Regions from separate parts of the Homo sapiens genome. Here region 2 is linked to region 1. A link is a loop called in an ENCODE intact Hi-C map of the cell type or tissue named here. Cell type or tissue: CD14-positive monocyte. All regions are shown on one strand. Each heading gives the region's core, and the rest is flanking DNA. Links, peaks and the distances in the headings are about the cores only. Region 1 overlaps SDCCAG8 (SHH signaling and ciliogenesis regulator SDCCAG8). Region 2 overlaps SDCCAG8 (SHH signaling and ciliogenesis regulator SDCCAG8).

Evidence for each region. Hi-C counts contacts between places; a loop is a spot of excess contacts. Peaks named below come from ENCODE experiments on the same cell type or tissue, not always from the same donor. Only the 100,000 strongest peaks of a DNase experiment are listed, where the experiment ranks them.
Region 2: a loop joins it to region 1, with 2.3 times the contacts of the local background. A loop is called at or near these places in 2 of 110 quality-filtered maps.

Annotation. Positions count from the first base shown.
Region 1 is chr1:243,347,715-243,363,883 of GRCh38, forward strand. All of the region lies in intron 12 of SDCCAG8 (SHH signaling and ciliogenesis regulator SDCCAG8), which reads left to right. LOC124904569 (a long non-coding RNA gene) reads left to right here and starts at 13,078. Exons shown (of 2, transcript XR_007066974.1): 1 at 13,078-14,564; 2 at 14,679-16,169. In CD14-positive monocyte, for the core only: no CTCF peak of the experiment used is centred there; no DNase peak of the experiment used is centred there; H3K4me3 peaks cover 946 bases; H3K27ac peaks cover 1,278 bases.
Region 2 is chr1:243,483,731-243,499,899 of GRCh38, forward strand. It overlaps SDCCAG8 (SHH signaling and ciliogenesis regulator SDCCAG8), which reads left to right. Exons shown (of 18, transcript NM_006642.5): 17 at 5,284-5,410; 18 at 16,026-16,169. The coding sequence ends at 16,055. AKT3 (AKT serine/threonine kinase 3) reads right to left here. Exons shown (of 14, transcript NM_005465.7): 14 at 15,994-16,169. Among named protein-coding and RNA genes, the nearest start is that of MIR4677, 150 kb to the left of the region's middle. RefSeq lists enhancers at 361-919, 6,109-6,632, 6,633-7,156, 12,423-13,074. In CD14-positive monocyte, for the core only: a CTCF peak has its summit at 8,343 (motif pointing left); DNase peaks (open chromatin) are centred at 11,371 and 12,331; H3K4me3 peaks cover 1,511 bases; H3K27ac peaks cover 2,692 bases.

The sequences.
Region 1 (16,169 bases), core at 2,408-10,407:
TGTATTTAAGATTTGGACATGTTGCAGGAGGCCCTAACATGACAAGGATGAGCTGACCTGAAATGAGTGATGCAGAAATAGAGTTTTTTTGTCAACTTCCCTTTTGGTAAATTAATCTGAGAAGACGATTCTTTATAGCCGCTAACCTTTGATTAGGGCCCAGTGCAAAGTGAAAATACAGGACCCTTTTGTTCAGAAAGCAGGAAAGAAGTGATATTAAAAAGAACTAAAATATAAAACATTTTCCTTTCTTCTTCAGTCTCTCTCTCCTTGCCCCTCCTCCCTCACCAACCCAGGCTGGACATGCATTTTTTTTTTTTTTCTTTTTTTTTTTTTTTTAGGACGGAGTCTCCCTCTGTCGCCCAGGCTGGAGTGCAGTGGCGCGATCTCGGCTCACTGCAAGCTCCGCCTCCCGGGTTCATGCCATTCTCCCGCCTCAGCCTCCCGAGTAGCTGGGACCACAGGCGCCCACGACCACGCCCGGCTAATTTTTTTTTTTTTTTTTTTTTGTATTTTTAGTAGAGACGGGGTTTCGCCGTGTTAGCCAGGATGGTCTCGATCTCCTGACCTCTTGATCCGCCGGCCTCGGCCTCCCAAAGTGCTGGGATTACAGGCATGAGCCACCGCGCCCGGCCTGGGGCGGGAATTCTTACCTCCCTGTCCAGCTCTAAGATGGCAGGGATGGGCACACTTGACTCAATCCTCTCTAAACACACATTCAGGATTCTGCCAGGGGCAAAAGACACAGGAGAACACACACCTCCCCCAGTGACATACGCACCTCCCCCAGTGCCCTGGTCCCACCCTAGGTGGAGGGACCCACCCCAGCAGCAGGGCAGGGCGGGATAGAGGAAGCTGGAGAGGAGTATATTTCTGAGAACTGCGTAGGGCTGCAGTGAGGCAGTGGAAAGATGAGACCACATACAGGAGTTCAGTCTCCATTGTTCCATCAGAGTACACCTACAAAACACAATTCTAGCCGGGCGTGGTGGCTCACGCCTGTAATCCCAGCGCTTTGGGAGGCCGAGGTGGCGGATCACCTGAGGTCGGGAGTTTGAGACCAGCCTGACCAATATGGAGAAACCCCGTCTCTACTAAAAATACAAAAAAAAAAAAAAAAAATTAGCCGGACATGATGGCACATGCCTGTAATCCCAGCTACTCAGGAGGGTGAGGCAGGAGAATTGCTTGAACCCAGGAGGCGGACGTTGTGGTGAGCCGAGATCACGCCACTGCACTCCAGCCTGGGCAACAAGAGCGAAACCCTGTCTTGGATAAAAACAAAACAAACAAAACAAAAAAAAAAAAACACAATTCTAAGATACAATTGCTAATAATTTCAAGACATTGACCACAGAGTATTAAACTGCAAGTGTAAGGACCCTTCTGAACAGCACATGTGTGACTGCACTGATCACGTGCCCAAGAAACTGCCATAACCAGGGGGATGGGCAAATGGAGATTTTGCATACTAATATATGTGTATATATCCCCACTCACATATACAGACACATATGCATATTCAATATGCTAATGTGCCCAGTATTCATAAAAAAGTGTTAGCCAACTACAGCTCATAGGTCAAGTCTGGCCTGCTGTCTATGTTACAAATAAAGTTTTATTAGAACTCAGCCATACCTACTCATATATGTATCACCTATTGCTACTTCCTGCAACAACAGCAGAGTTGAGGAGTTGTGGTAGAGACCATATAGCCCACAAAGCCTAAAATATTTACTGTCTGACCCTTTACAGAAAAAGTTGCCAATCCCTACCTTGAGTATAGAAATACAACTGTATTTTTTAAGTTTCCTCTGACTTACTAGGATGCTGAGCTTTGAGTTTGAAGACCCATGTATCTTAAATAATAACAATGGTTTTAGAGTATTTTGCAGTATAACAAATGTGCCACATCTTTAGTCTCTTAAAAATCTAATGGCATTACTCAGCGAGTGTATCACTGATAATCATGGCATTTTCTTATTAGTGGCACATGACTTACTAGTGGCTTGGATGGGAGTGTAAATACCGTATGATTTTATATTTACAATTTTGTTTTTAGGTTGGTTCCAATTTTATTTTTCAGAGATAAGAAGGCTGATATAGAAAGCGTCTTTCTTTTTTTTTTTTTACCGGCATTGTATAAATTATAATTTTGGAGTTGTGGCTACTACTGAGTAGAAAACATCAAGTTTGAAATGACTTTAATGGAGCAATCAAAGCAAATATTCAGGGTGGGGTATCTCTGCAAAAGAAATAGATCCAAAAATTTTGGCTGGAAAAATGAGGGCAAAAAAGGATTTGAGGGTTGCTCATATCTACAGCAGTGATTCAGCACTTGGACACTGACATTAAGGATGGAGTGTAAGGACACAGGAATTATCGCCTAAATTCAGTTGAATTAACTAGACTGTTGGAAGAAGTGCATCTATATTGTATGGCTTTGTGTAAGGAGAAGAAGGCCTGCCTGCAAGCCCTAAAAGTCAGTCCTTTTTTCTTTCTTTTTTTTTTTGAGACGGAGTCTCATACTGTCGCCCAGGCTGGAGTGCAGTGGTGCAATCTCGGTTCACTGCAACCTCTGCCTCCCAGGTTCTAGCAATTCTCCTGCCTCAGCCTCCCAAGTAGCTGGGACTATGGGAGCACGCCACCACCCCCAGCTATTTTGTTGTTGTTGTTGTTTTTTAGTAGGGACAGGGTTTTACCGTGTTGCCCAGGCTGGTCTTGAACTCCTGAGCTCAGGCAATCCACCTGCCTCGGCCTCCCAAAGTGCTGGGATTACAGACGTGAGCCACTGCGCCCGGCCTATGTCAGTCCTTTTTAAAGTTAGAGAAATATAAAAGCAATAAAGAAAAGTTGAAGAATTGTACCTTTTACTTAGAGAAGACTTCAACATTGCTTCACATCTTCAAGGATTTGACAAATTATTTCAAGGAAAAAGTTAAACACCTGATTTGAGTCTTCAATATGGACAGAACAAGAACAAAGGGATTTAACTACAGCAACTACAAATCACAATAGCCTGAAACAAGAATTTTCTGACAGTAAGGAGATTGAAATTGCTGCAACAGGCCATGGAACCTTTTCCCTGGAAGTTTTAGTTTTAAATAGTAGCAGCAATATGATTTACCTGAAGACCCAGCTCATGGACCTCTGAGGTCCAGTCTTCTATTTGATTCTGGAAGCGTCCTAGAAAGACATCGTTGTATCTTTTAAAAGTGGGTAACAGCAGTGTTAGTCTTTTCTACTTGAAACCTAGCACTTACAGATTAAAGTAAAATCCTGTTCCGTTCTATTCTCTGCTTTGTGTCTTTAAAGCTGTGTACTCTTTTTCAGAAGGTTTTTGGGGAATATGCTAAGATAATGGATGACTTCTCAAGAGCCAGACTTCAGAAACTTATCCAACTACCACCTGCAGTCTCACTTCTCCCTCTACAAAATGACTGGGAGAGGGGCCATTTGGGCCTGCCTTTGGTACATGTAATCACTCGGTCCTGGTGATGACAGAGTTGCTCTCCAGTATTCTTCACACCCTCTTTCAGTCTGTAGACTTAGCACATTCTTGTCCCTGCTCCCTACGAAGACAACAGCAGTTCCAGAGGGCTTGGCTTACCCAGACCAGTATGCTAGACACTGTGGGGGTAATAACTAGGAGACCCAGGTCCTACCCTTAGGGAGTTTATATTCTAGTTGAGGAGTCAGAGTACACATTAGAACATGCCTTAAGAATACTTGCAAAGCAGCATATCGACAAGTGCAAATTAATGTAGTGTGAACTTCATGCTGGCTACAGCCCATGAGAGGGAGAATCTGGTTCCATGTGTGTGATGCAATAAAGCTTTTTTATAGCATCTTCTCTAAGTATGCCCTAAAGCATTGTTCAGCATACTTAGAGAAATTTGTGTTCTTATCGCAGCCTAACCAAGAATTCTGAGAAAATTCTTCAGCCTAACATATGTCTAATAAATCAGCCTCTTTTGTTCTTGTCCTGGATGATGCTTGAATGGGACAAGTAGGATTTATTGGATTATACAAATAATTTAAAATATGTTCATTTAATAAAAGTCTAAGTTATTGATTGAACTTATTTTTCTAAAATGCTGTGCCAAATTACTTTCTTCATCTAAAATCATCATGTTGGTAAAATCACAAAATTAGCAGTAAAAAAATATAATTCAATTTTTCTGCATAAAGAAGCAGTTCCAAATCAATCCAGTGAATAATACCGAGTTGGAGATCATTGGGGCATTTAGCATTTAGTCACGTTGTTAATGATTTAGGCAGTTGTTTTCTGAGGCAGGGTATGTATACCTCATTCATAGAAACACTGACTTTTCAATTAACATGCTCAAAAAAAGAATCTATTAATTTCTGCTTGTTATTTGATTTTCCAACAAAGATGATAATGCTGTTTAACATAATAATTTATTTTACAAAATCAAATGTATAAGCAGAGACAACACATCTGAAAATAGCAATTTAGGTATATTTAGAAGATAAGAGTACAAATAGGAAATAAAACAAGCTTTCTTAGAAATAATATGCCTTATAGGAGAAACATTAAGAAATAAATATTTGCCTTTGGATGGGAATAGAAAACTGTAAACTGGACTCTAAGAATATTCCTGTGTGCCCTGAAGAAATATAATGTTTGCTATATTTTCAGTTTCAGTGGATGACATGTGTTTTGGTTCTTTGAACATTTTTTTGCATGCTTGTTTTGACTGTAAAAGTTGACTTACCAGCCAACTGCCAACTTGCAAAGTGCCTTCTCAGGTACCAACTCTGCAGTTCTGGTAGCTACCAGGTAGTGACAGTTCTTTAAATGTGTCCATGCAGCCCAACAAGCTGAGAGACATTAGACATAAGACAACTACATATGCTTTCTTTTTGTTTATAGTCCAGAAATATTAGTACCTATATCCAATATAAATATCACTAATTACTACATATGCATACATTTAAAAAAATTTATTGTATAAACATAAGCACATTAACAGAAGCCAGTAGTTCCATCACCCAAACAGTGTAAATTGTTTTTATTTTTCTGTTTTACCTTCCACTTTTTGTACATATGCATCTATAATATTTGCAAATATAAATAGATTCTAGTTTTGGTTTTTGCTTTTTTCATTTAACATTATCTTAAGCATTTTTTCTGTGTTGCTCCTTATTCTTCATAGTGATCACTTTACTGTGGCCATTTACATATACCTGTAAGGGAAAATGATAGTAAGTTAGATTTTGAGAACAGCCACTATGACAGATTTAGAGCCCTTTTGCCCTAAACTTCATATGTTGCTTTAATTCAATAACCATATATTATGTGCACTCTACTTAGCTATAATCAATTTCTGTCAGAAAGGAGTATGTAAACCAGGTATGCCAATAAATATATGTCAAAGAGAACATAGTAGCTATCAGCAAAATGCAAAAGGCATGGGAATTTGGGAGGGGAAAGATAACATCCTTGCAGGGTGGTTAGAATGTTGCCTAGGGCCAGCCGTGGTGGCTCATGCCTGTAATCCCAGCACTTTAAGAGGCTGAGGCAAGCAGATCACTTGAGGTCAGGAGTTCGAGGCCAGCCTGGCCAACGTGGTAAAACCGTGCATCTACTAAAAATTCAAAAATTAGCCGGGTGTGGTGGCGCGCGCCTGTAATCCCAGCTACTCGGGAGACTGAGGCAGGAGAATTGCTTGAACCCAGGAAGCGGAGGTTGCAGTGAGCTGGGATTGTGCCACTGCACTCCAGCCTGGGCAGCAGAGCAAGATTCCATCTCAAAAAAAAAAAAAAAAAAAAAAAAAAAAAAAAAGAATGTTGCCCAGCACGGATAGAAGAAGAAATTTATTTGGTTAGAAGGTTCAACATGGCAGCTTGAGCAAAGGAATGGGGGTGAAAAAGGAGGGTGCATCCAAGAACATATGTGTCTTTTGGTTCCATAGCATTTTTGTATAACTGACCTCCATTATTTCAAGTGCCACTTCTCTGTTGTAATAGATTGCTCATAGAAAATGGGTTTTAGTAACACTCAGAATCCCAATATAATTGTCTCCTTGTAATATACTGTATGCCCTGCAGTCAGGCACAGAAGTCATGGTATCGTTTGGGAATGTATGCATATGTATTTCATTTGCTTTGTAGTAGGTTTTATGTAATGGAAAAATTTTAAGATTTTTCAAATTTCAGATAACATAAATAAAATGTCATTTTATTTACAGTGTTAGAGTCATATAGGATTGTTTTCCTAGAAATAAAGAATTGACAATTATCTTGATTTGTGGAGGATTAGCACATGACTGTTGATGAAAGGTGAAACACAGATCATACAGGGTACTACTTTACTTAAGGACCATGAGTACAAAGTCATGACTTTCTGATTTAGCTTTTCCAGCTAATTTCCTGAGCAAACCTCTCAGAGCCTCAGTTTATTTCCCAGTGAAGTGAGAAGCTTGGACAAGTGGTAGCAAAAGTTTTCTCCAGCTGTAAATTCTTGCATTTCTAGAAACACAGGAAGTATTTCTTTGCCCCTCTTAATTGTGAATTAAATATTCATAAAATCAACAGAAATTGCATGGAGCCTCAAGTTTTATTCTGTATTTTCCAGTTATTCACTTTCACTTTATAAACATGACACTTTTGTTAAGATTATAAAAATGAATTTTGACTGTCATCTGCAATTTTAGACATTTTCGTTATGATTGGTAATAGAACAATAAAATGTCTAGCCTTGTAAAGAGTTAAGTTTACTTACAAGACAGACATCATCTAATTTGCAACAAGGATTAAAGCCCCACTCTGAATTAAAATTTCTACTGGAAAGATTTGAGGCACTGGCAAACTGTCAAAGGTAGTATTGTGCGAGAGTAACCAGCTTTTGCAAGACCTGTGAAAGTAAATCTCTTCGGCCAGAGTTTCTTAGGTGTGTGAACTTATGATGATCAGGAATACATTGGTGGATTCCCACTAGAGAAACGCACCATTAATAGTTAATGCTTTCACTTTCTGTTTTCACTTGTTGCCCTCATAAATGCAAGCATGGAATGAAAAGCTGTGGTAGTTCTGGACACAGATGACCTAGAATATGATCATCTTAAGATTTTGCTCTGGGAGTTCTTTTTAAAATCAATCAAAATGAAACCAAAAACAATTTTGCAATTGTCTTAGAGGTTTTACAGATCCCTGGCATGTTTTTCTGACCCTCACTGGAGTTCAGTATGAGACAGACCACGCTACAAAGAGATTCCTGATCTAACTCTAGGCTGTTCATGAGTGTTAGACACACAGTGTGAGACAGATCACCCTACACAGAGATTCCTGATCTAACTCTAGGCTGCTCCTGAGTGTTAATGAGTTGCAAGGTGTTTAGAGTTTTCATATTACTCTTCTTAACAGATGGTCAAGTTAATTTAACTCTTTTTGGTGTTAACATCTGTACTTAAGTGGATTTGTTACACTTACATTTAGGAAAAAGACAAGAAAGCTGCAGGGTCTTTATTTCTGGCCTGCCTTCTGCCATCCCTGAAAATTTCTGGAGTTTCCTATAGGAATGGAAAATTCTTCTTTGTATAAAATCTCTCTACTTACAACTGAAGTCCTGATACCTTCTCTCTCTCTCTCTCTCTCTCTCTCTCTGTCCCCTACCCTCTCTCCATGGTAATAAATTATACAAGTAGTAGTATTAGCCTTTCTTCATGAGTCAAGCTGTCATTGAAAATTCCCATTAAAGTGCGAGGGGACGCTCATATCTTTAAAGAAAGTGTGGCTGCCAAGGAAACGAGGGAGGTAAAAATAAACTTTTAAGGAGATCTTGAGATGGAAGAGAAAGAATCGTTCTACTCGAAAGATTATTTCAAATGCTACCTTTTCTGTTGGACTCTTCTTTCTTTCTTTATGATTAATATTATTATTTTGGGATTTGGTGTTTTACTCTGTTGTCCAGGCTGGAGTGCGGTGGCACAATCTCGGCTTATTGCAGCCTTGACCTCCTGGGTTCAAGTGATCATCCCGCCTCCACCTCCCAAGTAGCTGGGACCACAGGTGCATGCCACCACACCCGGCTAATTCTTTTTGTATTTTTTTGTAGAGTCAGGGTCTTGCTATGTTGCCCAGGCTGGTTTTGAACTCCTGAGCTCAAGCCATCCCTCCACCTCTGCCTTCCCAAGTGCTGGGACTACAGGCCTGGGCCACCGCACCTGGTGTGGATTCTTCTTTAGCTTGCTTAGAATGTTCTGCAAAGAAATCTGAATTCACTCATATGGAGAGGTGATTGTCATATCCTAGTTTGCATTAGAAACTTTAGGGTGTCATTTTCAACTAAATTTATCGTAGAACTGTAGGAGGGTCAGTGTTTCTTCCCTAATATACTGAAGGTCCACTATGTGTATAGCAAATTAAGCTATGCAAGGTTTTATATAATAAGAACCAGACATGTTTCATTTTAAAGGCGGCGTCAACACAGACTAACGAATACATCAAATATCTGTATGTATTTTTAAATCTATATGTAGATATATAGCTTTCTATATATCTTATTAATCTATAACCTTACTGTGACTTACTAATGATTTTTCTTGAGCAGAACCTGAAGTTTGAAGTATCTCAATGCTGAATTTGACATACCATAGACTTACTTCAATGGCTAGGAGAGCAAGAAAGATGCTAGAATTATCTTTAGTTATAAAAACAAGAAGAGAAAAGAAAAGTAGTGGCGGGGGGGTGGTGGGGGAAGTGGGAAGAGAAAATGGGAAAGACTTTAGAGGAAGACATTCTAAAGGCATTTATACTAAGAAGAATTGGGCTTTTTTTTTCCTGTTTATACTGTTTCACCTTAAACTATAACTCAGAAGAGGCAAACATGACCACCTATCCATCAGTATAATAATGCATCAGGATTTTCAGAAGGGAACCACAATAATGGATTTTAAAAAACCATTACTGGTATGAAAATCCCTTTTCCCCTACAACCACTGCTGATTGTCGAAAATAACTTCATGCTAGACATGGTGGCTTACTCCCGTAATCTTAGCACTTCAGGTGTCCCAAAGCAGGAGAATCGTTGAGCCCAGGAGTTTGAGACCAGCCTAGCCAACATGGTGTGACCCCATCTCTACAAAAAAAAGAAAAAAAAAATCAAAAAATTACCCAGGTATGGTGTCATGTGCCTGTAGTTCCAGCTACATGGGAGGCTGAGGTGGGAGGATCACTCACACCCAGAAGGTCAAGGCTGCAATAAATTGTGTTCATGCACTGCACTGCAGCCTGGGCAACAGAGCAAGACCCTGTCTGAAAAGTAATAATAATATATAATAATAACTTTATGTACTTTGGCATTTTTCAGAAGATGCTTCTTACCCACATAGCAATGGAATTTATGAAGGTAACTTTTGGGCCGGGTGTGGTGGCTTATGCCTGTAATCCCGGCGCTTTGAGAGGCCGAGGTGGGTGGATCATGAGATCTGGAGATCGAGACCATCCTGACTAATACGGTGAAATCCCATCTCTACTAAAAATACACAAAATTAGCCAGGCGTGGTGGCACATGCCTGTATTCCCAGCTACCTGGGAGGCTGAGGCAAGAGAATCGCTTGAACCTGGGAGACGGAGGTTGCAGTGAGCTGAGATCGTGCCACTGCACTCCAGCCTGGGCAACAGAGCGAGACTCTGTCTCAAAAAACCAAGAAAAAAAAAAAGAAGGTAACTTTTGTCTTTAGTCTTTCCTATTTCAATGGCCACATATAAAGGATGGAAGGAAAGGCTTCAGATAATAAAGAGCAATGGCTTGGTGGGCACCAAGGGTCAGAAAGACTTTAATAACTTAGTCCACCTCCTCCATTCTGTATATGATGAGACTGTGAGTCAGCTGGGAGTAATTACCTTATTTCCATGCAGCCATTTATTTAACTAATAATTAGTGATAACCTATTATGTGTTGCAAACAAATACGCACAGGGGTGCAATGAAAAATAAAAATATATTTACTGCTCTTAACAACTCTTATAGTTTGGTGAGGAAGTTAAATGTGCTGGGGGCTCAGCAAAGGGTGTGGCCTACTGTGGCGGGAGAGGGTCCAGAAAGATTTTACACATTTACAGTCAATTGATTTTCAGCAAGGATATTAAAACTCAATAGGGAGCAAACAGACTTTACAGTAAATGGTGCTGGGAAAACCTGATACCCACAGGTAAAAGAAAGAACTTGGGTTCCTACCTCATAGTGTAGACAAAAATTAACTCAAAATGGATGAAAGACTAAATGTAAGAGCTAAACTTAGAAAACTCTTAGAAGAAAACATAGGCATACATCTTAGTGACTTTGGATTAGGTAATGGTTTCTTAGGTATGATGCCAAAAGCACAAAGAACAATAGAAAAAAAATAGATAAATTGAATGTCATCAAAATTAAAAACTTTTGACCTTTAAAGAACATTATCAAGAAAAAAGACAACCCACAGAACGGGAGAAAATTTTTGGTAACTCATGTATCTGATAAGAGACTTGTATCTAGGATATGTAAGGTACATTTACAATTTAATAATAAAAAGACTCCTCAATTTTTAAATGGGCAAAAGATCCGAATAGACTTTTTTTAAAGAAGATATGTTAATAATAACTATATTATTAACAAATGATTAATAAACATGTGAAAAGATGCTCAACATCATTAGCTATCAGGAAAATGCAAACCAAAACCAAGATGAGAAACCATTTCACATCTACTTTGGATAAGTGTAATAAAAAAGACAGATAATAACAAGTGTCGGTGAGGATGTAGAGAAACTGGAACTCCCCCATAAGTTGCTGGTAGAATTTAAAGTCATACAGGCTGAAAAATATTCGGGCAGTTTCTCAAAATGTTCAACATAGAGATATCATATGACCCAGCAATTCCAGTCCTGGGTCTATACTCAAGAGAAATCAAAACATGCTACTCAAAAACTTCTACACGGATGTTCATAGCATTATTCATAGTAGCCCCAAACTGCCAATACCCCAAATGTCTATCAACTGATGAATGGATAAATAAAATGTGGGGTGTGTGTATATAGATACATATTACATGGCAGTAAAAAAGAATGAAGTAATGATACATTCTACAGCATGGTAGACTTACAATTGAAAACATCATGTTAGATGAAAGAAGCCAGTCACAAAAGACAACATATTGTATGATTCAATTTATATGAAATGTTTAGAATGGGCAAATCTATAGAGACAGAAAGATTAGTGATTGTCCAGGTCTGAAATTGGGGACAAATGGGAGGGACTCCTGATGGGCATGGAGTTTCTTTTGGGGTGATAAAATGTTCTAAAATCGGTTGTGGTAATAGTTGCACAACTATTTTATTTCCTCAGTCCTGAACTTCATGTCCAGGTAGAGATTTATTCCCTAGAGTAACTAAGGAGGAGGAGTGTTAGCCAGCACCTTCCTCCTTCCTCTTGGTGACTAGAGTGTTAGCACGTCAGTCCAATTCTGAAGTTCAATCATTGGAAGCCTACTTACCCATAGATTTGAGCCACATTCTCTAAAATTGATTTCATTGCTAATACAGATGAACAGGCTTGCTCCATACTGTTCTACAGGCTGTGCACTGCACAATTCCACAGATGCCATTTGCACTATAGTCATGGCGGCCTCACAGTGAATGTACTAAACTCCGTGAATGTACTAAAAACTATTCAATTGTATACTTTCGGTGGGTGAATTCTATGGTGTGTGGATGATCTTAATAAAGTTGTTATTTTAGAAAAAAAATATATCATCCAAGTCATATTTTAGCCCAGTCTGGAGGGAACAAGAGTGGGAAGTGAAGGCCATTCAGGAAAACAGGACAGAGTCACAAAGGCACTGTTCTGTGTGTACCTGGAGGGCACAAGCGGGTGCAACAGATGAGGAAGGAAAGACAGAGCCCCACAAAACTGAAATGACATGCCAGAAGTGGCTGTAAGGTCCTTAAAGTCAGGGTCTTAACTTACCCTTCATTGTGTGTCCGGTACTCGGCACAGAGGAGACCTACGGCAGATATTTATCTGTTGATTGAGTGAATGCATAGTGAGCTAAGAACAAACCTTGAATACTTAGTGATAGTATCTAAATGAGATGACTGAGCTTCTCACTCCTAGGTCAGTCTTTGTTGTGCTATGTCTGATGGAAAGTTTTAGAATCAAGATGAGAATAACTCCTTTTATAATGATACTCATATTTTAGCAGTTATATGTGTTGAAAATGTTTGATCAGTCTTTTTTATATTTAGTTGTTCTAGTAAGTATATAATGGTATCTCATTGTGGTTTTAATTTTCATTTCCCTAGTGATGAATGGTACTGAGCATTTTTTCAGATGCTTTTCTTCTGTCCATATATCTTCTTCACATATATCCACTGCTACCGTCTAGTTCAAGGTACTGTCGTCTTCAGCTGTGTTATTGCAACAGTCTCTTTTTTTTTTTTTTTTTTTGAGATGGTGTCTCGCTCTGTCACCTAGGCTGGAGTGCAGTGGCGCGATCTCAGCTCACTGCAAACTCTGCCTCCTGGGTTCACGCCATTCTCCTGCCTCAGCCTCCCTAGTATCTGGGACTACAGGCACCCGCCACTATGCCTGGCTAATTTTTTTTTATTTGTATTTTTAGTAGAGATGGGGTTTCACCGTGTTAGCCAGGATAGTCTCGATCTCTTGAGCTTGTGATCTGCCCACTTCGGCCTCCCAAAATGCTGGGATTACAGGCGTGAGCCCCCATGCCTGGCCAGCAACAGTCTCTTAACTGGGGCTCCCTGCTTCTCCTCATCTAGCCCCTTCACAGCATAAGGGCCAGAGAAAGTCTGTTAAACTTTCATCAGCCAGGTGAGGTAGCTCACTCCTGTAATCCCAGCACTTTGGGAGGCCGAGGCAGGTGAATCAGGAGGTCAGGAGTTCAAGACCAGCCTGGCTAAAATGGTGAAACCCTGTCTCTACTAAAAATATAAAAATTAGCCAGGCACGGTGGCAGGTGCCTATAGTCCCAGCTACTCGGGAGGCTGAGGCAGGAGAATCGTTTGAACCCGGGTGGTGGAGGTTGCGGTGAGCCGGGATTGCGCCACTGCACTCCAGCCTGGGCAATAGAGTGAGACTCCATCTCAAAACAAAACAAAACAAAACAAAAAAACAAACAAAAAACAACCTATGTCTGATCTTGTCACCCTTCTGAAACCATCCAGTGGTTCCTACCTCAGTAGCAGTCAAAGGCAAAGTCAAACAGTGACCCCCTCATGGCACGCATCTGCTGACCTACAACTGGGCAGTGAATATAGACATTTGCATTTACCTGTCTGGAACTTGGTCATTTTCGTTTGGGCCTGTTGTGTCAGCTTGTCCGAGCTCTCTTGGATCCTCTTTTCAACATATTGCCATAATAAATTATTCCTCTCAGGTTTATGTCACTGGTTAGCAAGGTGCTAACCAGTCTGCCCCCACGACCACTTCAGAGCCTTTGGACTTGCTCTTTTCTTCGCCGGGTTCTCTGGGATATCCTGTGGATCACAAAATAACCCTTCAAGTCATCGCTGAAATCATCTGTGTGAGACTTTCCTGACTACCTTGTTTTATGTTGTAAACCAGTTTCCGAGTACTCCTGCCCCCTTTCTGCTTTATTTTACTCCATATCTTACTCATTTGTTTATTATCATCTTTCCTTATCACAACCTTAGCTTCATAAAGTTATGCCCTCTTTATTCATACTCAACACATTTGCGAAAGCAAAACGTGAATTGCATTGCATTGCATTGCTCTTCCATTTAGCAATTTGGAATGGCTTCCCATTTGCATTTAGAAACATGAGTCCAAACTCCTTTCTACAGTTTATAAGGCCCTGCATAATCTCCCCACTGCCTGTCTTTCCACCCTCTTCTCATCCACCCTTCCCCTGTCCATTCAGTGGAGCCTCCGTGGTTTGCCTTTAGCTTCTCAGACATGCCATGGCCTTTGGACAAACATCTTCCACATATATTCTTTCCCACTCTTCCTTTGCTTAACCAGCTCTTTTTCTTTCTTTTGGTTTCCAATTCAATGTCTCTACTTCACTGGCTACTAATGTATACTCTGTTATTCTCTCACAGCACCTCATTCCCCTCCTTCATGGAGCTTATTATAAGTTTTTTATTATTTTATTGTTCATTTGCTTTTAAACAATCAGTTTCTTCCATTAAAATGTAGGTTGTTTGAGGACAGAGACTTTTACTTGTCTTATTCTCTTTTGTATTCAGTGCCCCAGTGCCCTGATTGCAATTAGGGTCACAGTAACTGGATGGATAGGTGGGTGAAGAGATGGCCAAGTGACTGCCTCAAGTAACACAGTAACTGGATGGATAGGTGGGTGAAGAGATGGCCAAGTGACTGCCTCAAGTAACACAGTAACTGGATGGATAGGTGGGTGAAGAGATGGCCAAGTGACTGCCTCAAGTAACACAGTAACTGGATGGATAGGTGGGTCAAGAGATGGCCAAGTGACTGCCTCAAGTAACACAGTAACTGGATGGATAGGTGGGTCAAGAGATGGCCAGTTGACTGCCTCAAGTAACACAGTAACTGGATGGATAGGTGGGTGAAGAGACGGCCAAGTGACTGCCTCAAGTAACACAGTAACTGGATGGATAGGTGGGTCAAGAGATGGCCAAGTGACTGCCTCAAGTAACACAGTAACTGGATGGATAGGTAGGTGAAGAGATGGCCAAGTGACTGCCTCAAGTAAATTTCTCATTTTACTACCCACTACCCAATGAATCTGAACAAGTTACTGAAAATGTGCAAGCTTCAGTTTTCCTCTTTGTAAAATGAGGATAGATACAATGCCTACCTTATAGGATTTTGTAAAATTTTAGGTCATCTATGTTAACCTCATAGTACAATGCATGACATGTAATAATTGCTCAATACACACTAATAATTACTAGTTTTACTAATACTGTGATCCTTAGCTTTTCCACCTTCATCTCTCTCCCATCTGTGTCCCATTTTATCACATTGCTTTCCAGAGTCGTGATGATTACTGAATATGAGACTGCTAGTTTGAACTGCCCAGTGCATAGCAGTGGAGCTATTGCCTAAGCTTATGTTAATCTAGCATCAGAGCCAACTATCATTTGCCTTATTGTTTATCAAATATGTCTCATTGTAAATTCTTATTGAGCTTAAAATTCAATTAAAACCCCTCATGGCACGCATCTGCTGACCTACAACTGGGTGGTGAATATAGACATTTGCATTTACCTGTCTGGAACTTGGTCATTTTCGTTTGGGCCTGTCGTGTCAGCTTGTCCGAGCTCTCTTGGATCCTCTTTTCAACATATTGCCATAATAAATTCTTCCTCTGAGGTTTGTGTCACAGACACATTTGATCAGCACATCGGTGGCATCCTCATTAAAGTCAGTGGTCTAAATAGTATAGCACAGAGAGCATCACAGAGCCTATGACCTGCAGCTTCCTTGTAATTTGATATTTGCTGTTCTGTCTTCCATGTGATTTGTTCTAATTGATGTTTAAGAACCAGATCATGTTTATTTTTCTGTTTAAGAACCAGACCATTGCCTTCTTCAAAATAATTCTAGTCAAATAAAAAAATTATTTTTATGCCTACTGTGTGTAAGTAGCTTGCCTAGATACCGATGAACCATGTGACAGAAGCTTGCCTTGATGGTGGGCAATGAGGAAATCGGGCATGGATGGCTAAGAAATCAAAGTGCCGTTGTAAATATGGAGCAGATTTGTAGTTTGGCAGGATATAAACCCGTGTTGGGAAACTCCCAATGAGAGGTCAAAATTGAAATGGGGCTGTCTGAAATTCCATTTTGTTCATCTAGATAACCTGGATAAATGGGCTAAATTGGAAATTTGAGTCTTAAAATCATTTTTTTGAGATTTCTCCTATTCATTCTATTGACTTACTCTCCATTTTAAAGTCTTTTGTCCTAATCATTTACCCTATATCTCTCTGTTCTATGCCTATTTTATTTTTCTTTATGAAAATGGGTGAAAGCAGGAATTTTGCTAGTTTTCTAATTATCACAGCATATAAATTCAGTAATGTATGTGAAAGTGTTTTCTAAACTATGAAAAGCTGTATACATACATAGGAATAGAATGGATTGTCAATAAATTGAAGAGATGAGTTTACTCCTTTGTATGTGGAAGCTGTTAATTTAAAA
Region 2 (16,169 bases), core at 5,193-13,192, 140 kb after region 1:
CTGGACCTCCGTCTCCCAGTTTTCCTCCCTCCAGGATCCCACTCTCAGTGTCTTGCCGGATTCCAGTCCACTGCCAGCCATTGAAGGCGGAGGTTCCTTAACCCCTATCCTGGGGCGAGCCCTTCCCTCTCACTGCAGAAGAGCTTCTCAGCTAGGGGGGTCGTGCGGGCCCGGAGAGCTGCATTTTTAACAAACTCCCCACACTGACAATCTTTGCCAACCCTTCCCAGGCAAATCTTGCCCCCACGTTCATGGTCTCGCCTCCCAGCAGGTTTGGCCCACCCAGCTAGAGCTCCAGCTCGGCCCTTCCTAAGCCCCAAGTTGCATAGCTGCCTGGTGGGTGCGTGTTCCACAGGTACCTCGGACTCGCCCTGACCCCAGAACGTCTCTTCTACGCCAGGCCGATCCCTCCTGCCATCCTCTGTCTGTTAAATGGCACTGCCATTGCCTGCAGGACGAAGTCCATATTTGCTGGTTTGGCTACAGAGTCCAGCGTCGCCTTCCTCTGAGCAGCCTGCAGCCTCTGGTGCAGCCACACTGCACAGCTTGCAGTTTCCAGACACGCATTGGCCTTTGCAGTGCGGCCCCGAAGTGGGAAGGCCCCGCCCCTGGCCCTGGCCAGAAAAGCACCCACTCATCCTTTCCCATCCCAGCTTGCCCGCTGAGTGACTTTGAATCAATGATTCATGTTGTCTGTGCCTCAGTTTCCTTAACCTTAAAGTGGCATAATAATTAGTTCCTGCCTCATGGAATTGTGAGTGCTAAATAAACAGTAAGTCTAGTGCCCGACATAAAAGTGCTCAGCATACGACGATCATGAGCCATGTCTAAGCAGGCGCAAGCCCTCCCAGGCTTCTCATCTGCAATATTGGCCATTTCTCTTCATGCCTCAGTGTCCTGTTTGAGTTGAGCATGTTTTTTTTACAAGTGAGTCTCTCCTCCATTGGCCGGGAACCGCCCGAGAGCCGGGAGCATTTGTCATTCTTGATGGACCCCCAGGTCTTAAATCAGTACTTGACCCTTAAGAGGTGTTGGCCGGGCGCGGTGGCTCACGCCTGTAATCCCAGCACTTTGGGAGGCCAAGGCGGGCAGATCACGAGGTCAGGAGTTAGAGACCAGCCTGGCCAACATCGTGAAACCCCATCTCTACTAAAAATACAAAAATTAGACAGGTGTGGTGGTGCGCGCCTATAGTCCCAGCTACCTGGGAGGCTGAGGCAGGAGAATTTCTTGAACCCAGGAGGCAGAGGTTGCAGTGAGCCAAGATTATGCCACTGCACTCCAGCCTGGGCAACAGAGCAAGACTCCATCTCAAAAAAAAAAAAAGAAGAAGAAGCAGAAGAAGAGAGGTGTTTAGCAAGGCTTGGTTCGTTTGGTGAATTAACTCAGTGAGTTAACCACCATTAACGATGGTTAAGGACACTTGGGCGCTGGCTCGATTTGACTCCGAGCTTTACCGATTACTTGTGTGACTTTGTGCAAGTTAATTAACATCTCAGCTTGTTTTCTCATCTGTGAAATGGGGATGATACTAGCATGTACCTCCTAGGACTATAGTGAACTTTTAATTAAGATAATTATTGAATTTAACAGGTAGTTTATTAATGAAATTTACATAGGTAATTGTGGCGCAGTGAGCCCAGGGGCTCAAGGTGTTAGCAGTCATCAACAGTGCTATTTGAAACTGTGGGTGGATGAAGAGGTGAACTCAACACCACAAATATGACAGAGCAGTAACCACCATGGAAAAGAAAAGAGAGCTTATGTGTCTAGGACACCCCAAGAAATCTCTTCTGAATGAATGATGGCAATGAAATAGCCATTAACAGAGGGTAGGCTGGTTTGTGCAGGGTTGGAGGCTTTTCCAAAAATAAATAACTTTCAAAAAATCTCAGCCAGGCGCGGTGGCTCATGCCTGTAATCCCAGCACTTTGGGAGGCTGAGGTGGGTGAATCATGAGGTCAGGAGTTCAAGACAAGCCTGGCCAAGATGGTGAAACCCTGTCTCTACGAAAAATATAAAAATTAGCTGGGCACGGTGGCAGGAGCCTATAATCCCAGCTACGGCAGGAGAATCGCTTGAACCCAGGAGGCGGAGGTTGCAGTGAGCTGACATAGCACCGCTGCACCCTAGCCTGGGCAACAAAGCAAGACTTCGTATCAAGAAAAAAAAAAAAATCAATCTCGGGCCGGGCGTGGTGGCTCACGCCTGTAATCCCAGCACTTTGGGAGGCTGAGGCGAGTGGATCACTTGAGGTCAGGAGTTTGAGACCAGCCTGACCAACATGGAGAAACCCCGTCTCTACTAAAAATACAAAATTAGCCGCCGTTGTGGCACATGCCTGTAATTCCAGCTACTCTACTCGGGAGGCTGAGACAGGAGAATTGTTTGAACCCGGAGGCGGAGGTTGCGGTGAGCCGAGATCGCACCATTGTACTCCAGCCTGGGCAACAAGAGCAAAACTCTGCCTCCAAAAAAAAAAAAAAAAAAAAAAAAAAAATCTCTTTTCCCAATATTTGTAATACTGGGAGTGTTCAAGTTGATTTAAAAATTGAGTCAATTGGAATCCATCCTCAGCTCTTAGCTGTGAAGGGAGAGCTGCCCCTTCTTAGGGATCTCACTTCTCACAGCAGGGGTGCTTCTGTGTGTGGACATCCTGGTCAGCTGGTCCCCTGCTGTCTTGTGGGGCTCACACCCAGGCACTTGATTCAGCGGGGTCTGGGTGGTGTCTCCTTCCTCCTTCCCACCCCAGTAATCGCTATAGCCTTCCCAGGCCCCCAGGTTGCAAAGCACTCTGGACTAAACCTCCTCCAGGTTCTGAGGGCTCCATAGGAGGAAGGTCTAGGCCAGAACCGGCCCCATCGCTGAAGGTGGAGCCAGGGTGGCCGGCCGTGACCGGTGTTTATGCTGTGAGAGCGGCTTTGGCCCTGCCCATTGCCCTGGATGGGCTGCCATCCCTTTTCAGGAGTTCAAAACCACATACTGAGCCCATCGGTCCAAAGGACCATCATCTCATTTGATCCAAGCACAGGGCAAGGGACCACATGGACAATGGCTGCTCGTGGCACCTTCTTGCCATGCAGCCATGTCATGGTGTCACTTGTCACGTTTCCTGGCACCTTCTTGCCATGCAGCAATGTCATGATGTCATTTGTCACGTTTCTGTTCCATTCTTTTCGAGCAAGCAGGAAGCCACGGGGCTACCTCAGTTGCTCTTAGCCAGTAGCTCTCTCCACAGGTAGGCCTTCATCGGAGGGGAAAAGCCACCTTAGGGTTCCAGAGCTCAAGGGCGAATGATGCTTTCCACCCACTAATTTAAATACGGAAGCATCAGATTGTCTGCTTCTCAAGGAAAAGAGCTGTTACCATCTCTGTCTCTTCAATGGGACCCACTCCTGGGCCCCACAGCAGGGCAGGTGCTCAGATGAATGGTGGCCGCCTGCCTGTGTCAGAGGGTCGGCCTAGGCAGGTTCCCCAGTCCGCTGGCCCGGGACGTCCTCCTCTCTCCCGGCCGCTCACTGTTCAGGACAGCCCGGGCCCCCCCCTGGGGCCTTGCAGGAGAGCTTCTGTGATCCACTGGGTGGCTTTGAGGGTAGCTCCCAGGAAAGGCTGCCTCAGCCCCAGCGTGATGGGGACGGGTAGGGGCCGATGAGGCTTCCCAGAGCAGCGATGGCCTTAGGTATTGCCAGAAGGAAACCTACTTTTCCTCCAAGATCAGAGGGAAGGATGAGGTGGGGTGTTGGAGCATCACCATATATATACATCACACACACAGGGAAACACTCCTACTTGGATGGAGGATCTTTGCTGTTCTGTTGAGGCCAGCCTGATCCTGGAGGCAGGGCAGGGCCTGGCTGTTGCCCAGGCTCCAAAGAGGCGCCAGGGCGTCCCTTAGTCCTTACACTTTCTCCAGAACCTGCGGGCAGCAGGAGGCCCTTGTCGGGACAGGCAAGGGGGGCGGTGGTGCGGAATTGTGGGCGTGGCAGTCGGAGGTGCCAAGCCCGGGGAGGCGGGGCTTCCTGGGAGCATGCGTAGTGCCGGCTCTGCCTGGGCGGGGTCCTAGGCTGCTGCTCCCGCCTCCCCCGGCACAGGTAGGGCGCCCCGCAGACCCGGACAACGCTGGGTGTGGCTGAAAACAGGGAGTCATGGTGCGTTCTGGGGAAGGGTCAGGGCTGGGGGCTCGGGCCCCTGGACCAAAGACTCTAGCCAAATCCATCGGAGGCTGAGCAGGGCGATGGGGCAGGGCCGGGGGAGCCGTGGGGAAATGGGAGGGTGTGGGCCGAGCAGCGCCGGAGGCAGGTACCGACCATCGCCGGGTTTCCCAGAGGGCAGTGGTACCTGTGCCCACATGTGCGGCCTTTTTTGTAAAGGAACCTATCCCAACCCGAAGGCCCAAACGTGTGGCCGTGTAAGTTTAGTTGTGCCCGGAGTCCCAGGAGAGCCCGGACTGAGGGCAGCCAGAGGCCGGTGTCCGCAGAACGGCCCACGAGGCCTTCGGCTCAGTAGCCTGGAGTTTGAAATGCACCTTGAGCTTTAATGGCCTTTTCCTTGTGAGAATTCGAGTTAACGTGCCTGCTGGTGCTTTTGATGGGTGAGGACGGTGAGGCAGGCCACACATCTCGCTTCTTTCCAGAACACTTCTGGGTAGTCGTTCAATTCCACATTTAATCCAAAGCCAACAGTTCCATGGGTGACTGTGCTGCTGGCTGTAGGAAGCCGACTGTGGACAGATGAGGATAATGGTCTGAGTGAATTAGCAAGTCTGGAGAGGAGCGCCCATCAGCAGAATGACAAATTTAGGATCTTTAAAGACATCTGGTCAGCGATGCCGGAGCTCGTGATTGACTGAGTGATTAATAATGGAAAACCCTTACTTCAGTGTTTCCACGGCCCTCACCCACTTCCCCAGCCGGGGCGGCCGTCTGCTCAGCCTGCCAGAGACCTTTCCAGCTGAACAATGGCGGCATTTAGGCCCCTCATCTTTGACCTCTGCTTGGGAGTTCAAAGCTTCCTTTTCCTTCTACTTACCCCACTTATCTGCGTGTTTTCTAATTGATAGTGTACTGAGATGGCTCCCAGTTCCCACGCACATTTGCTAGAATGTTACCTTCACACAGTGCGTACCAAGGACCTAGTGCCAGCCAGAGCCTGGCACCTCAGGGTCACCCTAGGCGTCCTGCTCATGGTTCCCTATCAGGGGCTTCCCTCAGATACACACAGCCCCTGGGCCTGTTGAAAGGCTGACGTTATCCCTCTTTAATTCTGCGGTGGATTTTTCTCCAGGCTAAGGCAGCTGGATAAGCACAGCCAGGCCACAGCCCAGCAGCTGGTGCAGCTCCTCAGCAAGCAGAACCAGCTTCTCCTGGAGAGGCAGAGCCTGTCGGAAGAGGTGGACCGGCTGCGGACCCAGGTACTGTGCAGAACGCGGCGCAGGTGGGAGTCCTTGGGCGGGCGTCTACAGGTGGATCTTTTATGCACCTCAACAGGCCGGCTTTCTCACGGATCACATCGGTTAGCAGTAAGCTGGGAGGGAGGTCCCGAAGACTGTGCTGGGCACAGTGCAGGACCCAGAGAAGCGGAGCCATGGGCCCGTCCTGGTGAGGGAGTTAAAGTCCGTGCAGGTGAACAGACCCCGGCCCGCGAATCAACGAACCACACCGAGTGCCAAGTTGCGCCGTGCAGGCTGCGGAGGGTGCGAGAGCAGGGAGAAGCGGGAGGACGGCCGTGGGCGGCAGAACAGGCTTTTTGGAGGATGGTGGCCTTGAGCTGCCTCTGAAGGTCGTGTATGGTTTGAATTGGTTGAGGAAAGAGGTGTTCCCAATTAGCAAAGTCGTCTTGAATGGAAGGCAGGCATCTCATCCTAAATTAGCTGACTGATTACTGGGCTAATATCTGGAGTGCTTGCAGAGCACCCGGCAGTGTTACACACAGAACATGCATTAATTCCCTTTACCCTTGAACAAGCAGGCGATGCTGACTTTATTGTCTTCATGGTTTAGATAGGGAAACTAAGGCCCAGACAAGCATTACAGCTGGCAAGTAGGGACACCGCAAACGGAGGCTAAGCCTGACTCCACAGCCCAGGCTTTCCCCATTCAGGTTAGATCCGGGGCCACCAGCAGGGAAAAGGGAGGAAGGAAAGTGTCCCGGTGAATTTGGAACACAGTATGAAACCTCGTTTGCTAAATCGCTTCTCTTCCTGTCAGAGAGGCTGTGCATTTTGCCCCGTCAAGCAGTTTGTTAGGATAATGAGGTGGTCCGTGGGCTGACCAAGGCCTCCGCCTTTAATTAGGATTGCACCCAGGTGCTCTGTGAGTGCCCTGGGGACTTCAGGCAGTAAGTGCTTGGAATGATTAATATGAAAAATGCATCTGGAAATGAAAACGAAGAGGAGTCTCATTCTCCTCACAAAATGACCCTGTGCTCAAGGAACCTGTAAGTACTGACTTTTCCCACTCGGTCCAAAATCCCTCTGCCAAACATGTGTTCACAGACAGTAAATGAGCACACCCAGGCGCCACGGAGCTAAGGCCTGGAGGTGGAAATGCCTCTACTGTCCCCATGCTTCTGAGACTGCTCCCAGGGACTGTGGGGGAGCGGGCCGCTCAAAGTCCGAGCCACAGCCGCACTGCCACAGCTAATCTAGGAGGCGAGGCCTCACCTGGCACGCTCCATGGCAGGGCCCTGGAACCTGAATTTTGCCAAGCTGTTGGGATGATTCTGGACGACACTACATTTTGAAAACCTCTGAAGTGTTTGGAGCTGGAAAGAACAGAGAATTATTCCAGGTTGTGTCACTGTGCTGAATCCCCTGCCCCCGCTTCGGACAAGTAACTTAAGCCTTTTTCCAGCCTCAGTTTCTCCTCTGCACAGTGGGCATGGTGCACGCCTGGCTTCACGGGCTACTGGGAGTGCTGAGTGCAGGCGGGATGCCCCACGGGCCCTTGGGCACACAGGCTGAGGACGTGTGAGGGTGTTTCCTTTCTCCCTCATCTTCAGAGGGTCCTGGGAGAGGTTCAGGGAAGGCAGAGGCCTGCAGAGCAGCAGCTGTGGGACCAGTGCCACTCCCCTCCCCTCTGCTTTCAGGATGACCCCCTCATCCTCCACCAGACCCAGCCCAGAACCCAGCCCTGTGGGCAGGTCCCCAGGGAGGGCCCCAGCAGCACCTGCTTTAGGCCTGGCCAGCCAAAGATCAGGACCACTGGAGCCACTAGGTCTCCTGGCAGGTGACTAGGCTCTTGTCACATAGGAGGGAGGGACCGTGACTCCTGGCATGAGTGAATCTTCAGCCTCTAAAGCCAAGAACTCTGTCAGACCTCAGGTTGTGGGGAGTCTTCCGTGGAAGCTGGAGCACACGGCAGCTTCCTTTGGGCTCTGGACTAGATCAGGAGAACGTGGGCTTTGCCTTTTAACTCCCCATCTGCCTGCTTTACAGCACACTTAGATCTTAACATGGATCACCGATGCTTAGAAGCTTCTTCCAGGGCTTTAAAAATCTGGCTATTGCCAAATGAGTTGCAAAATTTTCACAAAACGCATTAAAAAAACCCCAAACCTCAAAAAATCCTCAGAAAAACTAGCAGGTCTTTCTTTCTTCTTTTGCCTGAAGCAACAGCAATGATTTGCCCATTCCTGTGCTATCTGATACTGGCCCATCTGGCTCATCTCTAAAGCGGCCTTTCAGATTCAAATATTACACTTGGAGTTATTTTAATATGAACATGACAAAAGAAATTTGGTAGAGGGAATGTTGGCTTTCAGTTGCAAATACTAGTGGTCAGAGAGGAGGCAGGGATCCAGGTTTGCAAGCTCTCTGCTGAATATCTAAACCCAGAGCCTGCTTTTTCTGGCTAAGCCTGGCCTTCACCTCTAGGTAGGGGCTGTCAGTGGGCTTCAGCCTCTGCGATGCCTTCTTGTCATGGAATCAGCTTGAGTTGTGAGTTAGGCTTCTGCTGAGCCATGATGTGGGCGAGGCTGCTGTAGGTTCGAGCAGGTATTTTGGATGCGGTGCCGCCTGAGGGCTCCGGAGTGCTCAGCCACCCTCTCTGTTTTCCTGGAGTGGCCTGTGGGTCCAGATCTTGGGCAGCTGAGGGTTAGAGCTGTCCTCATGTCCGGGTTAGAGATGGTTTAACTAAAGGCTTCCGTTTTCTCAGCCTGGATGAGTTAAGCTTAACTTAATTTTGCATGTCAAACTCTAAACATCTCTGTCCACTTAATACCCAGAAGAGAATGGGTCGGGCAATGGTTCCAAAGCAAAGTCCACCCCTTTCCTTCCCTCCCTGTCCTGGGTCCTGAGCCCCGCTGCCCCTGGTGGTGGGGCTCAGGCTGGCCTGTGGCCTCCAACAGGAAGTGTCTAGCCTGTTGGCAGGCTTCATTATTCTAATTGTTTCTGCTTGAATTCTGAAACACTCACAACAACATGGCTGGCAGAGGGAGCCCCTGGTAGTGGTAGCTGCCACATGGATGCTTTTGGCCACGAGAACCCCCATCCTCCCCGCTCCCCGGCGCTGTCTGCGGTGGGCAGGACTCAGGGCACTGGCTCAAGCTCTCGGCTCGTTTCTTGGCTTTTTTTTTTTTTTTTTTTTTTTTGAGACGGAGTCTTGCTCCGTCACCCGGACTGGAGTACAGTGGTGCAATCTCTGCTCACTGCAACCTCCGCCTCCCGGCTTCAAGTGATTCTCCTGCCTCAGGCTCCCAAGTAGCTGGGATTACAGGCACCCACCACCACACCTAGCTAATTTTTTTGTATTTTTAATAGAAACGGGGTTTCGCCATGTTGGCCAGGCTGGTCTTGAACTCCTGACCTCAAATGATCCGCCCACCTTAGCCTCCTAAAGTGCTGGGATTACAGGCGTGAGCCACTGCGCCCAGCTGTTTTTTTTTTTTTTTTTTTTTTTGATGAGTTTTGTTCTTGTCGCCCAGGCTGGAGTACAATGGCATGGTCTTGGCCTACTGCAACCTCTGCCTCCTGGGTTCAAGCAATTCTCCTGCCTCAGCCTCCCAAGTAGCTGGGATTACAGGTGCCTGCCACCACGCCTGGCTAATTTTGTATTTTTAGTAGAGACTGGGTTTCTCCACGTAGGCCAGGCTGGTCTCGAACTCCTGACCTCAGGTGATCTGCCCACCTTGGCCTCCCAAAGTGCTGGCATTACAGGCATGAGCTTTGCCCGGCCTCTTGGCTTGTTCTTAGTTTAGGGTGACTACAAATAATGGCATTATTGATCTCCTGCCTCACCTGGGTTCGGAAACAACTTCAAGAAAATAGCTTTTAAATGTCATGAAATGGCTCTTACTTGTCCTTGTGGAGAAACAGACACTGAAGCACTAGCCCAGCTTTGCCTAGATGCAGTTCCCCACACTCTGTATTCCGGGAGGGTCAGGGCCTCCAGACACACACCCTGGCCTGTCTTTTGTTTGAGACTGGGCTGGGTAGTCGCACTCTCGCCCTCTTGAGAGGCAGGCCCTGGCTGGGGGAGGCTGAAACCTTGGTGGTGGGGGTGGGGGGAGGGGGATTCGGGGTGAGGGTGGTGGGTCTCAGGGGAGTTTGGGCAGGGCCTGACAGCTTGGAGCAGGGTCAGGGGTCTGCGGCCCAGAGCCTGGGGGCTCTAACATCTGGCTAGGAAGGTTGGAGCCAGCTGGTGAGGAAACATGAGTCTTGGGGAGAATGGCATCTGGGACAGGGGAAAACAGAAATTATCTGTCCACTTAGAGGATGGTCTCAACCATCAAGATGATTTTCTGTGTCTGCTTTCTTATTTGGTAATGAATACGGTTTTGGCTGACTTGCATTTTCTGGTAGCCGTCGTATCCTGAGCAGGCTGCTTGGTTCTGTCTGCAGTGTTCAATCTGGGGAGTGATTCCCTTTTAGTCCCCTCATATGAATCACTTACAGTTTAGAAAACAGAGTCGGAAACTGACTTGTCAGTGGTTAATCAGTTGGCCCTATGACTTTTAAGCATTCTTGGCAGTGAATTTACTTTCTAATTTGATTTAAACTTGTGCATGGATCCAGCAGCCATATGTGATTATATTCAAGATCATCGACATTATCTCATTATACCAAAGGACTCATAGAAGAGAGCCGAAAACAAGCAGGGGACACAGAGACACAGAAGATGATGAAGGGAGGAAAGGCCCATTGCAACTGGAAGCAAAGGGAGAAGGGAGGTTCTAGAAAAGTGACAGCTCTCAGGGAGCAAGACTCCCTGCCGAGGGAGGCCTGGCTGCAAGGCGGAGCTGCTGCAGGCTGCCCATGTTAGGCCTTGGAGGTGTCACCTAATTTACTGTGGTCCTTCCAGGAGCCCTGGGGGCCTCGCCCAGCTGACTTAGGAGCTACCACAAAGTTAGCTACCTGTAAGACAGATGGCGCTTGAATAGAACAGCAAATACATTGAATAAAATAAATTAAAAAGCCTCCTCCTGAACCAAGATTTTTTGGAAAGAATTCTAAATAGATGAAAACAAACAATTTGATTTCAACCAAATTGTTGTTTTTTTGTTTTTATCCTGATTTTCACCCGAATTGTCAGTCTCAAAAATAAACACTGATACATTCCCAGAAAATATTTTTCAAATAAAAACTGACTCTGTTAAAGTTTGCCCTGATTCTTTCAAAACTGTGTACAAGACACTGTCAACCAAAGTGACTTGCATATTTTTTTAAATAAACTTGAACATATGCAGCTAAAATGTCATTAACTCCCTGCTGCCTGAGTGTTTTTAAAAAATGACACAAGACCCTGGGTGCTGCATGTCTAACATAAGCATCTCGCGACCTTCGGAGAAACTTCCCCAAACACCTCCAACAGCAGACAGTTAAACTTTTTGTTTTTTGACTGAGCGCCCCGTGTATAATTAATATTGAAAAGCGCATAGGGCTTCATTTTAGCCAGACTTGCTCTTCCGTTAACAGTTCACTTTGTCCAAGAGTGAGTACTTTCAGAATAAGAATCATGGGAGAAAAGTCAATTGAATTTTATATTCCTTCAGATACATTCACTCTACTTATTGCTTCCTGAGTCAGACATTACATTTCACAATATAAATTCACAATCAAGATTTTAAAGGGAGCTAAATATTTTAATCCAATTAGACAAGTGAACAAAACACTGAATATTGCATGTAGTGTAGATAAGTGGTTCTTGCCTTTAAAAGACTGTAATTCCGTCACATTACAACCCCAAATGTCAGTGTTGTCTTTATTTTTAACACTTTCAAACATGAGGCAGCCAGAGGCTCCACTCTCTGCTGTTGGTGACACTGTCTGTCCTTTGGGAATTCTTAAAATCTATTTACCATGGAAACATGGTTCATATAAAACACAGACCTGCCTGTGTGTAGAGGAAGTTCTCATGACTCAGGGGACTTGAGAAAGCTGGAAGATGACAAACTCAGACCCCACGGTTGGGAAGGAACCCTTGGGCTTGGGTGCGCCCTGGGGAGGACAGGTGGCACCGCAGAGCCAGGGCCTCCACCCCGGCCTCATGTGTGCTGGGGCCTCCCTGGCCTGTGCGGGGCCGCCTCCCTCTCCCCGCCAAGTCCAGCTCGAGATGCTGTCTTACGGAACGTCCCACTTCATGTCTGCAAGGCGGCCTTCTCTGTGGATACCTTTCCATTCCTCTGGTTTCTGCGGCCCTGTTCCTTTCTCGGAGCCCAGAAGCAGCAAAGCCAAGCCCTGCGGTGGAAGGGAAGGAGGGCTTTGAACTCTGACTGCGGTGTGGAGGCTGTTATCAGGGGCCCAGCCGGGCAGCCAGGAGGGAAGAATGGCCGCTGCCCTGCGATGGCCTTAACCGTGAGCCCCCGCCTGCTTTGCAGCTGGCAGAGCCAGGTTCCTGGAAAGGCCTGACCCGGAGGGGACGAGGCCCCTCAGTGAGAACTTCAGTCGCTGTGCTGGGGACAGCAGGGCCGCAGGGGCCTGAGGGTGGCTGACTGCCCCTCGGCTCTGTAGAGGAGTGCTCCCTTCTGACAGGTGGGCGGTCCTGCTCGAAGGCCGCGTTTCCCCGACGTTCTGCCCAGCATGCTGAGGGCACCTCTCTCCTCAGTGCGTTGGTGGCGAGCCAGAGCTCACGTGGCTTATTTCATCCAGGTTGCCTTCCCAATTTGGCAGCTTAATTCCGTAGATATCAAACTGGCTGCCCCTCATCTGCCAGAGCAAGCAGGAGAGCCTCGCATGGGAGAGTCTGGACTTTGAGGTCAAACTGCCTGGATTCGAATCTCAGCTCTGCGTTGCTTCAGAGACATGTGTTAGCTTTCATGTCACTTGATTTCTGGCAGAGAAAAAGAAAGAACCAGCTTCCCTTTAAAAGGAAGTGCCTCATATTACCCAGAGCCCAGCACAGATGATTATGAAACCAACAGGATTAGTGCTGAGATCATTGTGGGCTTGAAAGGGCCATTTGAGATAAATAACCATTTTGTACAGATAGAAAAATAAGGCCCAGAGAAATGAAGTGAATGGAATTGGGAAGTGGCTGGGCAGGGAAATGAACTTCTTCTCAGGCCACAGGATGTGTGGATGGGGGCAGGTACCCGAGCGGGTGCGGGCGGAGCCGGGCCTGGCTGGAACAGCTGCCGAGCCCTGGCCCCGGTGCCCAGAACACGAGGCGGAGGCGGGAGGCGAGCCACCAAGCGAGGCAGGGGCTGCCCTGGAGCTCTGTCAACTCAGGGCCAGCTTTGAAATGCCCCAGATGGAGGTAGGGGGAGGGGCCTGCCCTCTCCAGTTACAAATGGATGCTTTATTGCCAGACACACAAGGAACAGGACCACGTTTTGACTTGGCCAAACAGAGACAGCGTGCCAGTGAGCAGAGCGGACAGCAGGGGGGGAAGGGGTTGTTACCTTCAGAAGGGTTGGCTAGAGCCACCCACGGAGACAGTGAAGTGCGAAGCCCGGGCAGGTCTCCTGTGAGCAGGGGCGAGGGGTGCCACCATCTCCCCGGGCTGCCACTTCTGGCTGGTTTGGGAACAAAGCAGCAGCAAAGGCTGGCTGGACCCCACAGTGTGGTTGCCTGGGGAACAGTTCAGGTCACCCAGAGCAACTGATTTCTTACACTCAGAACTTAACAAACTTTAGAAATAAATGAGGCAGGGTTTGTGGAGAGATGACTCCGATAGGATTTAAAATGAGAACAAAGAAAATGGGTTAGCAGCTGTGTGCCTGCAGATGGGGGCACGTTTCCACCACCTGTGGACAGCACGGCAGGGGAGCAGTGGCCAGGGCGCCCTGTCGCCCCCCTCTGAGCTGCAGGACAGCCACAGGAGGGCCACAGCAAGGGCCATGATGACAAATGGAAGGGCAGAAGGACGGGAGACACTGGCTGAGGGCTCATGTCCCACTGGCATACGCACGCTCTACTCTCCTGGACGAGACCATGATCACTGTGGTGTTGATGACAGGACTTCCTGGAAATAAGCATCGTGGATATCCCTAATGGCAGACAAGCCAGATGTGGGCAGTAACTAAGGCTTCTGTCTCGGTCAGAGAAATGTGTGTTACCAAAGAGTCAGCAAATGGAGGCGACAAAACGGTGACCTCCTAGGACAAATTATCCAGCCCTCCAGTGCTGACTGAACGCTCACCATGGGTCAGGCACGGCTGTAGGCACGGGTGGGGGGGGGGGCGTTGAGCAGTGAACGGTAAGTTCAACAGTGTGAAAGTGGGGATGGATATGGGGCTTCTCACCTGAACCGCAGGAAATACAAAGCCCATAGAGATGGCCATGGCTGATCTGCCGCAGGAAGGAATCAGGCTGACTTTTGATTGGTTCCTGGTGAGGCCCGTACATCTGTGTCACCCCCATGCAGGCCCACGGAATCAGGAGGTCACCCGTTTCTGGAACAGCTCCGATAGTGATAAATTGCTAGGTGGCCTGGGAGCCCACAGGCATTATGTAGACTCATCATGAGAAATGCCTGTTTCCTGGAGCTTATCAAAAAATTCCGCAACACATTTTACTTTTACTTCAGGTCTTTACGCCTATTCTGTATTGTGTGTACGTGGGTGTGTTCTCTACCCAAAATTCATCACTGCAGCCTTGAATTCTGGGCTACAGCAATTCTCCTACATCAGCCTTTTGAGTCGCTGGGACTACAGGGGTGCGCCACCACACATGGCTAATTTTTACAATTTTTTTTGTAGAGATGAGGTCTCACTATGTTGCCCAGGCTGGTCTCGAACTCCTGGACTCAAGCGATCCTATTGCCCCAGCCTCCCAAAGCACTGGGATTACAGGTGTGAGCCACTGTTGGGTTGTTTTTCTTTTGAAGTGTTATCTGTTGGGATTTATGCTTATCCCTTTTGTATTCAGTCATCCTAGCATTTCTAAAGTTAGGAAGCCACTGTGTCAAGAGCGAGGCCACCAGGCCACCTGCCTTATGTGGCCAATCCATGGAGCAGGGGTGGAGGGCCATTCAAACCAGTCATTTAGCAGGACTGTGCTGGGTCAGTTCGATCACCTGGCCTGGAGGGCACGTCAGCTTGGTGCAAACCCTGCGTTTGACAATCAGATCGTGTTGGTGGCAGTCTCCGTGCTGTCAGTATCCCACTGAGGACAGAAGGGAGTCCCCTCTGCAATGGCAGGGCTCTAGGGCATAGTGCATGGGGTGGACTCCTCATGGGCCACTCAGACAGGGCCTGGAGAACAAAGCATCCCGTGGGCCCAGGAAATTGTCCACCTGGCTCCACGGGCCTGGGAGGGCTGTGTGCATGGGATGGCAGGTTTACGAGGAGGAGTGAGGCCTCCTGCCGGAGCCCCACCTGCATTCAGCCTGAGGCCAGGCCCCCCACCTACTCTAACTACCCTGCTGAGACCACCCCACTACTCACAGACCTGTTCAAGAAAAAGTTGTCCTCAGGGTCTCTCACACACTGGGAAATCTACTTGAAATGTAAACATTACTTTTTCTCATTTTTCATAAAAGGCAACAGGCTGATGTTCATATATTTCTCTTGAATGCGGATTCAGTTTCACTCATTGCCCTGTCTTGGAAATCCCCATGTTAATGATGGCTTAAATTAGGTTGATAGAGTCCTCCCTTGGAGTCCAGCTTGGAAAATCCTCACTGGAGAGGGGCAGGCCCACTTCTCTTTTTGGAAGATGGTTCCTAACTAAAGAAAGAGGGACCAGATTGGGCCCCTGGCCCTGCAGTGCGTCCCAATTTATCTGACGTAGAAACCGGGATTTGGAAAATACCATCCTGGCTTTTCTCTGGACTTCACAATCTAGAGGGCGAGGACTGTGGCCCAGTCACCTTCCCACACAGTGCACAGTAGAAACTCCAGACATGCTTTGTGGAGTGGAAACATTTCCAGTGGCTTCTGACTCTAGTTCCTGATGTGGTTTAAACTAATTTGGGCAGCCATGGCAGCAGAGGCCAGGAACAGTATTCAATACTTTCTGAACTTGTGATTCTCCCCCAACCTGATCTGCATGAAGCTACTTTGGAACATTTGTATCTGCGTAAAACTAAGAGACCTCAGTACACCCAATCCCCTCTTCCAACACATGTGAGGTTTCCATGTGAAAGTACTTTTTCATAGGTTACAATAAATTGCTTGCAGTTACAAATTTGGAGGTGTTTCAGCTTGTATTGTTTCACGAGGAATTTCTTAGGGGCACTTGGCCTACACCCTGTTTTTGTTCTAGAATTACCTGCCGTTAAGGTCAGATAAATTTTCAGTAAACAGATTATGGCACAAATCAATGTGTCCTTTCCCGGACAGAAGAGATGGCTCTCTGGCCATGTCCTAACACCAGACTGTCCTTATTTAAGAGGCAGGCGTGTCTTTTGTCTAGGTTGTCTTCAAATTTAACCCATTAAACCAGTTAACCTTATTTCATATGTGAAGGGCTTTGATGTGGACAAGATGAGGCACAAACTTTTCATATAATTTCCACATTTTTAGCAACAGGTTTTTTTCTCCAACAACAGTTTTCATCATAAAAGGTGACTAAACCAGCAAATGAGAAGACAAATAACATTGAAGAACATGAGCTATTGAAACTTACTTTTTATTATTTTTTCCAGTTACCCAGCATGCCACAATCTGATTGCTGACCTGGATGGAACAGAGTGAAATAAATGATTTACAAAGAGATATTTACATTCATCTGGTTTAGACTTAATATGCCACAACGCACCACGACCTTCCCAGGGTGACACCGCCTCAGC